2 separate regions of the Homo sapiens genome follow, and region 2 is linked to region 1. A link is a contact called in ENCODE Hi-C or POLR2A ChIA-PET data. All regions are on one chromosome and are shown on one strand. Each heading gives the region's core, a stretch centred on a gene start or an enhancer-like site at or near the end of the contact. The rest is flanking DNA. Distances are from core to core; before and after follow the strand shown.

Region 1 (4,485 bases), core at 168-2,667:
CAGAGAATGGACTGGAGCAGACATCCCCACTCCTCATGGGTCACTAGACCATCCAAAAGGCAGATTCGTGGACGTCACCCCAGACTATCAAGTCAGACACTCCCAGTGGTGGTGAGGGGGTCAGGGCCCAGGAATCCATATTTGTAACAAGCGCCCCAAGATCAGTCTGATGATCAGTCCCGTGACGATGGTGACCCTGGAGATAAGGAGATCTGCTTGGCCACTGGTGGCTCGGGGTCTGGAGTTCCTGTGTAAGGATTCCAGGAGGATCCCAGGGCTCCCTCCCACCCTGTTCCAGTTGATTGCAGCAAGGGAAAGAGGACACCGCCCGCATCAGCCCATCCAGCATTCGTTCAACTAAGCATAGAGTGCCGGGGTCACAAGGACAAATGAGCCCCCCACCCCTGCTCTCATGGAGTTCCCAGTCTATCAGGGACCAGCCATTAAGTAGTTCCTGTGGAGTAAGTCACTTAACAGGTGTTCTCGGCTCAGGGCCCAGCCCTCAACCCCAGCCTAAGCCCAAGTACCATGTTCCCCGCTGTCCCCTCACATGTGGCCAGGGTGGGCCTCATGCCATGAAGTGCTGAGGACCTCAGCAAATTTGCATGAAAGTAAGTCTCTGGGGCCGGGCTCAGTGGCTCAGGCCTGTAATCCCAGCACTCTGGGAGGCTGAGGCGGGCAGATCACCTGAGGTCAGGAGTTTGAGACCAGCCTGGCCAACATGGCAAAACCCTGGCTCTACTAAAAATACAAAAATTAGCTGGGCATGGTGGCACACACCTGTAATCCCAGCTACTTGGTAGGCTGAGGCTGGAGAATCACTTGAACCCAGGAGGCAGAGGTTGCAGTGAGCCGAGATCACACCACTGCACTCCAGCCTGGGTGACAGCAAGACTCCATCTCAAAAAAAAAAAAAGAATAAAAATATGTAACCCAGAAACCAATTTCTTCCAACCCCATGGACATTGCTTTGGCCCAAGATGCCAGCATCTCTCACCTGGATTATGGCAATGATCTCCTGATTGCCCTAATCCCCCTCAAAACCAGGGAGCTTTCTGAAACCTGGATCTGACCATACCACTCCTAGGCTTACCACCTCACAGTGGCTCTCAGGATGACTCCAGCTTCTCAAGGTTAAGCAGAGTGCTCTCACCTACGTGGCACATAGTAGTCGCTCAGTGAACGCTAGTTAAATGTCTAGCCGATGAATGACTGAACGGACTTCATGGAATGGAGTGCAAAAGGAGGATCCCCCAGGAAGTGGCAGGAATAATGGGATGGGAGTGGGAAATGAACCCCCTGGGGGGTCTGAGTATCACTCACCTGAGGCCCTCAGGTGCAGAAGGCAGAGGTGTATCAGCAGCAGGAGGCTGACTGGGCTGTGCTGGGCCCTCTGACCCACCATGGCCCCATCTCCCTGATGGCCACCCACCTGAGGCTCCTGCCTGACCTGTGGGCCCCTTCTACCCAGAGCAGAGCCCAGCCCTGGGAGGATGGTGGTCTGGCTCAGGTTGCCAACTTTAGCCCTGCCCATGCCTCCACCCCTGCTCTCCTGTTACCCTCAGTGCCTCGATGACTCGTTAATTATTTACCAGATGATTCACCCCATCCATAATGCAGAATTGGGGAGGGTAGGACGTGGCTGGGGCAGACCCAGGGGAGAGGACCACGAGCTCCCTGCATTTTCGCTCAAAGGATATTGTAAAATTAGAATCACTGGACAGAGTTGAGAAAGGCCCCCAAACTCTTCTGGTCCAATTACCTGCCCAACACAGGACTCCCGACCACAGGGACCTTGAGGTTCAAACAACCTTTAGGTGGAGTGGCGGGAGGAGCTGTGGAGTCAGACAGCTGGGGTTGGTGATAATCTGAAAAGCGAGGACGTTTCCGAGCCTCCCTGGGCCCTAGCTTCCTCACAGATAAGTGGGATAATAACACCTTCTTTGTTGTAAAGAGTATATTGTGAATATCAAATGACAAGACTTAAATTAGCACACGGGGGTGCTTTTTGGGTGCTGAAATGTGCTGTTCCTTGAGTCGAGTGAGGGTTACAGTTCCTCAAGCTGTACGTTTATTTTTTATGTACTTTACAAATCTTTGATATAATTCATGCACACATATGTGTTTGATATCATTCATTCATTCATTCATGCCTGTCCACACATGCGCTCATGCACACACACGGATGAACAGTGCCCAGCATGCAGTAGGTGCACCATTCATGCTCCTAGCTAGATTTGAACTATCAAGTCTGGATCCCGGAGCTGGGCTGGAGCCCAGCATTCCTGCTGTCCAGGGCTCTCTGAATTCTCTGTCTCTCTAGCTCTTGGAGCATATCCTGTTGTCTAGCTGTCTCTGAATGACAGCCCGAGAGGGGGTCAGATTTTTCCATCCTCTGGTGGCAGGGTTAGACGGAGGATGAGATTCCTGAACCCCAGTGAGAAGGGGGATCTGATGTCCGGTTTCAGGTTCTCCAAGGCTCAGCCAAGACAGGAGCTGTCAGAGTTGAATTCCAGGTGGCTCCTCCAGGGCCCAAGATGTCACTGTGGCACTCTGGCTTCTCACTTGCCTGGGACAGTGGCTGCATGAAGAGGCTGTATGGACAGACCCCTATCCCACCCTCACTCGATCCACGGCCAAGCCCTTCCATGCCTTCCTCAGGGTCTCGAGTTCCCTTTCCCTCCTAACTCAGCTATGGAGCAGAATGGCAGGTGGTCCCTGAGAGTCAGGTTTGACTGCCCCTGGTGACCAGTGCATACGGGCCACTCATTTGATTCCCCCACTCCCCAGACTGGGAATCTCCTCCGATCTCCCTTAGAGGTTCCTATGGAAATAAAGTGTGGGGATCCGGCAGCACTCTCCACCTCAGGGTGGCCGGCCCCTGTCTCTGGAGAGAACGGGAGAATTCTAGCCATGTGAATCAGGGGAGCTTTAAAGGATCCTCTGGCAGTGGCAAGAGCTTGTGCTGATGCAGAGTTAGTCTACGCTGCTTGCGTTATCAGCCCCCCAGCCTTTTCTCAGCTGGGGCATCAGGAACACGGAAGTCAGGTGGGGCTCCTCAACCTGCTCTTTCCCCTTAGGAAGGGGACCCTCGAAGGGAGAGTCAGGGAGAGAGGGTATATTAGTCAGGGGTCTCCAGAGAAAGAGAACGAAGAGGTTGTATGTATATACAGAAAGGGATTTATCATAAGGAATCGGGTCATGTGATTATGGAGGCTGACAAATCTCAAGATCTGCTGTCCACAGGCTTGAGATCCAGGGAGAGCTGAGGTTTCAGTTTGAGTCTGAAGGCAGGAAAAGACCGCAGTTCCAGTTCAGGCAGTCAGGCAGGCGGAGTTCCATCTTACTCAGCCTTTTTGTTCTGTTCGGGCCGTCACCTGATTGGATGAGGCCCACCCATGTTGGGGAGGGCAATGTTCTTTACTGATTCTATCAATTCAAATGTTCATCTCACCCCAGAACACCCTCCCGAAACACCCAGAGTGATGTTTGAAATATCTGGGTACCCCATGACCTAGCCAAGTTGACACATAAAACAGACCATCACAGAGGTGAAGCCTACCCCCATCCTGTGTCCTGGCTCTGCCAGAACAGGAACCCCATGGCAGAGCCACAGCCCCTGTCTGGAAGAGAAGAGATGTGTCTGGAATGGGAGAACAGGCCCAGGGCTCCTGTCCCTGCTGCCTCGGGAGGTGAGGAGCTGGGAGAGACAAGGTGAGCTGGTTCCTTGCTTTGAGAGACAAGAAAGCGCAGTAATGAGAACACACATTTATCTCTTTATTACTGTGTGACCTCAGCATCTTACAGAACTTCTCTAAGCTTCAATTTCTTCCTTTAATGGTTTTCCTGTGAGGAACACATGAGATTATGCATGTATAGCTCCTGCCTCTTAAACTTACTTATACCTCTTAACCAAAGAACGTAAACAATGAATTGAACAAATGTTTCTTGAGCGTCTAAGTTTAAGGCACAGGGATGGGGTCAGATTTTTCCATCCTCTGGTGGCAGGGTTGGAGGCCTGACAAGAGATCCTCTCTTTCCCTCCTTCCCCCCTTCCCAAGGAGCTTCATCCAAGCTGAGGTCACCTGGAGCTGTGCTCTGCACTGTGCAAGCTCAGCAGCCGGGCCCTGGGGCAGGTAAAGCTGTGGATTCCCAGGTTCTGGTGCCTGCTTCTCATCGTCCCCTCCTGCTCAGGGCCTGTGCTCTCCACCCTCACTGCGTGGCCTCCATCCCCAGCCTGCCTGGGCCCCCAGGGCTCACATCAGCCTGGAGGGAAGGACAGGCAACTGTGTGGACTAAGGGGCAACCTGGAGTCCCTGGAGTGGCCTCGTAGCTGAACTCAGAAATGAGGGGCTTATAAGGAGGGACTCAGGACCTAGACTCCAGTAGTTTGAGGTGAAATTCTGGAGGACCAGGCTGAGGTTCCAAAAGGGCTGGTGGGACCCTCCTTTGCACGCAGGAAGCCCCTCTGCCACCTCCTCGAAA
Region 2 (4,485 bases), core at 690-3,189, 88 kb before region 1:
AGTTTTATCTGGGTTCCAGGTTGGGTCTATCTGCGGCTGTGTTTTTTTAGTAGTATGTATACATATGTGTGTATTTATATGTGTGTGTATGTACCTTTTCTGTATCAGTGTCTGTGAATTATTTCTTTGACCATCCTGCCAGTGTTGTGTTACAATCTGGCCACTGCCGCTTCGTGCATGTGTGGCCTAGCAGAGTTGTTCCAACAAACTTTGCTTTATTTTTGATAGTCAGGCCGGACCTGATGCCAAAGGCCACTTCTCGGGCTTTTCTGCTTGGACTAAAACTTCATGCTATGTTGTGTTATGTTTACAAAGATATTGTGATCCTAATTGATTTGTTTTTCTATTTTCTAGTTTCATCAGGGCATTGTATCCTGATGGTTACTTTGGTTTTAACTGCCTGGCACTGATTTTGAGTTTTCAAGGGTGCAGGTTTTCCTGACATAGGCCAATTTGTGTTTTTACTTAATTTTAGACTTGTCAGTCAATTGGTGCCAATTATGTACTAACTGCATAGTAATCTGTGATTGACTTGTATGTCAGCTTATGAATGTGCTTGAAGAACCCCTTTATCAATGCACAGCCTCTCTTCCATGGTAGGATGACAGCTTTGATGAAGCTGTGTCTGACCTAATTCCCATTACCAGTTTGAACAAAGCAGGGGCTGATAAGAAATCTAGATTTCTTCCATTATTTTATGTGGCCAAGTTTAAAGATGGAATAAGGTACTTGGAAACTAGTATTAATATGTTCTAGGTCTCTAGGAAACTCGTAACTTGACGGTAAGATAATGTAAAAGTCATTGTGGCAGAGACCCAGTGTTCAGCCAGCGTTGATTCAAGTTTATTTGCAGCAAAGATCCTTTTCCAAGATTTGTTTTTTTCTTATCTGCCTTTTCAATGCTTGACTGTGTATATTTGAATAATGTACTTCATGGAAATGAGTTTCTCCTTGAGGATTTTTTCCTTGTTATTAAAATGGAATCTAAGCCAAACCCCATGAGGGTGAGTCTTTTGTAACTGCCAGGGAAACTCTTATACTTAGGTTAGTCCAGTGCATAAGTCAGTAGGGTCTAAGCAAAGCGCTGGACCTGTTAACAACTACGTTAATTATATTACCTAACACCTATATGGGGCACTTTTTCAAATGTTTCCATATTCCTCCTGCTCATCCTCCAGCAGAAGTTAGTCAAATGTGTGTCTACATCTTTGCAATAGCTAGTTCTTAGCAAACTTAGCTTTTAGCATTTGTTTTGTGGTTACCATAACGGTTATTTTTTCCCATAAAGCCAATTCCAGTGACAAACTTGAAAAGCTACCAAGTGCTGGATTTGTGGAAGTGTTGACTCCATGGGACTTGCAAAATAATCCCCTTGAAATTTTCTATATTTTGTCTTTTTAATAATCTCTCTCACGCTGCTTTTTAGAATTTCACCATTTGTATGCAGCTATGCTTTTAAATATTTATAATGCTCCTGTACAACCCACTGTGGATGCCAGGATTATCTTCACAATTCTTGGCTTCCTGTGCTCTAGTGGCAGGAAGAAATAGTCTCTTAGAAAGAGAGTGGAACAGGAACACTTGACTTTTTTTTTTAAACACACAAATATTGTGAATAGAACCTAACTGAGCTTTTGCCCCCTCTCCTTTGGTGTAATTAGGACCACATTGATTCCTGTTGCAGCTGGCAGCCCCTCACTGTTGCCTTTTTCTGCGTGTGACCCTTGATCTCAGTGACCTTTCCTGGGGTTCGTCCTGGGCCCTTTTCATTGTGTTGGAGCTGAAGAGGCTCATGTGGAGTTGATTATTTCTTTGCTCATTTGGCCTTTTTGGTGCCATAACTCCAAGTCACTTCCATTTTCTTCCTCTACTTTTGGCAGTCCACGGTGAAAGGAAATGCTTTCGCAGGCAGCAGGATCGTTTGTATGCTTGGCTGACTCGACTGAGACTTGGGAGAAGTGGGGGAAGGGTTGCGAAGTCTGTAGGTGTGAACTTTTTTTTTTTTAAGTTGATCTGAATGATTGCACGATCATTAATAAGTGCTTATAAAGTAAGTACTGTGGAAAGCTGCATTTCACACCCAGGGGCTTCATCCTGGCAGGAAGAGAGCACTCCCAGTGATTGGCAGGGGGCCTTGGTGTCTGAGATCCTGCAACTTTACTTTGATGAGATTTATATGTTCCTCCTATGGACTGGGAGTGATGCGGCAGGTCAGAAGATACATCATTGTTAATTGCACATGACTGCTTTAAGAAATTCTTAAGTTTCTAAAAGAACCCCCATACGCCCCAGAGAGTAGCATGCTATTAGATAGTATGTTTGTTGCGACTAGACTTGTAGCACTCTGTTTGCCTCTCCTTTCCTCCTGTAGAATCATGGAAGATGTATGCCAGCTGTTACTCTCATTTTGGGAGAACCCCTGTGGACAGCATGAAGACCGTCCCTAATCAAAGCCTTTAGTAAGCATGAAGGAATGTGTCTGATTACCCTACACTGTAGTACCTTGGAAAGGTATAACAGTGTGAAATGTGAAATTAAATCACATTAAGAAACTCATTTTTAAAGTCTGACTGTTTGACTCCATCCCTGGAATATCATTTCTGTCTTTTCCTTTTTTTTGCTTTAAAACTTTTTCATTAGTAGTATTGATAGTGTGGTTTATTTTGAATGAGGAGTTTCTGTCCCTTCAAGCATGATAGTTTTGGGATTCAGCCTGAGCCATAGTTCCGTGTGTCTGCTGTTGCCCACCAGAGTGTCATCTGCGACCCAAATCTCTTAAGAGCTTCAGGCTTCTTTCTGCTTGCCTGCCCAACCTTCCTTAGAACCCCACTTACCTCCAGCTCCTCTTGTTATCTCCACACCTTCAGACGCTCTCCATTCCCTCTACCACCTCAAACAGCAGCAGCAGACCACAGAAGACCCTGCTGCTCCCATCTCAGTAAATGCACATCATCCACTCACTCACTTGTCTGAGTCAGAAGTCTGGACAGCAGCCTCGATTCCTTATTTACAGTCACAGCAGTGGGGAAATAGAGCAGTGGACAGATGAATGGATTCCAAAGATGTCCTAGGTCCTAGTGGTCTATTCTTTTCCAGTCCAACTCATTCATTATCAAAGTCCTGTTGATCACAGGGCCTCACTCTGTCACCCAGGCTAGGAGTACAGTGGTGCGATCATAGCTCACTGCAGCCTCAACCTCCTGGGCTCCAGGGATCCTCCCACCTCATCCTCCCAAGTAGCTGGGACTACAGGTGTGCACCACCACACCTGGATAATTTTTGTATTTTTGGTAGAGATGGGATCTCCCTATGTTGCCCAGGCTGGTCTTGGAATTTCTGTGCTCAAGTGATCCACCCACCTTGGCCTCCCAAAGTGCTGGGATTATAGGTGTATGCCACCGCTCCTGGCCTCTTACGTCTTTTAAATATGACCGTGTCTTAAAAATTTTTGAAAAACCTTTCAAATTTATCCCGTGATATTTCTCCAGTACAGGTCCCCGTATCTCTCACCATAGCCTTCTAACTTCTCTTATCCTCAACTGTTTTCCACATTGCAGTGTCAGCGATTTTTCAAAGGTACGGGACTGATCATGTCCTTGCCTGCTTAAAAGCCTTTGACACCCTCCTCTCAGAATAAAAGCCAAACACTTTAATATGATTTATATTGTTCTTTACACTCTTGTTTCTGCTCATTTATGTTGCTTTCCCCTCACTGTGTCTTATCCTTCTCTTCTTACTGTATTTTCCAGCCCAGACATCCTTACTCTGATTCTACAAACACACTGTTCCTTCTGCTTGAGATACTTCCTTCCTTCTCTTCCTCCCTTCCTCTACTCCATCCCCCAAACGTATCCCTCTGATTTCACCTAGTCAGTTGTTTCCTCTGAGAAGTCTTCACCTCTCCAAGTACAAATCTAGGTTAAGTGAGCCTTCTCTTTTTCCTGGAGCACCTGTATTTGCTTTATTCTGTTGCTTACCTGTCCCTTTCTCATGTAACTGCTTTAATCTCTGAAAACCTTTATTTCCTAAAAATTCTGCCTTTTAGTGTAAAGCATGTCTATTGCTTTTCATGGAAAGAGTCATGATATGTTCTGTCCCAATCCAAGATAGCCAGATTTCACAGATAGAAAAACATGTCAATGGAGCAGTGAAAGCACATTTGTAGAGATGGTAAAAGATACTTTAAAAGTAAATAAATCCAGTTTGTTCTTAAATAAAATGCACTGAGTTTATTATGCTTGTCAAAGGAGGAAGAGAAGCCTTGAGGCTGGTGAAAGAGGAATGGTGAGCAATTCCTTCACGGGTGGTGTAGAGTCAGGAAATGGATTTTTGGACACTGGAAGTCATCTTAAGGCTCGTAGTTACCTCGCATTCAAACTGCACTTAGAAAATAAAAGCACTTAAAATCACCTTATGGCAAAACAAAAGCTCAACACAAGAGTGTTTCACAACTCGCGGAAATGGTGCACACACACTGCAGACAGA

The links. Hi-C counts contacts between places; a loop is a spot of excess contacts on that map. ChIA-PET counts read pairs that join two places held with the same protein, here RNA polymerase II (POLR2A). Pooled maps may share reads with other maps.
Region 2: a loop to region 1 is called in a map of right lobe of liver, with 2.1 times the contacts of the local background. The contact joins the enhancer-like site here to the promoter of VSIG10L2 in region 1. A Hi-C loop is called at or near these places in 5 of 168 maps with a recorded cell type or tissue (Right ventricle myocardium inferior, heart right ventricle, right cardiac atrium and 2 more) and 5 of 50 pooled maps. POLR2A ChIA-PET finds 5 or more read pairs at or near these places in 1 of 52 experiments (Panc1).

The regions. Positions count from the first base shown.
Region 1 is chr11:125,942,976-125,947,460 of GRCh38, reverse strand. VSIG10L2 (V-set and immunoglobulin domain containing 10 like 2) reads right to left here and starts at 1,417. Exons shown (of 12, transcript NM_001365077.2): 1 at 1,324-1,417. The coding sequence starts at 1,405.
Region 2 is chr11:126,031,650-126,036,134 of GRCh38, reverse strand. All of the region lies in intron 1 of CDON (cell adhesion associated, oncogene regulated), which reads left to right. Among named protein-coding and RNA genes, the nearest start is that of CDON, 29 kb to the left of the region's middle. Within about 2 kb of position 1,939, at least 2 of the 41 ENCODE cell types and tissues checked have a DNase peak (open chromatin) inside an H3K27ac peak, as active enhancers do.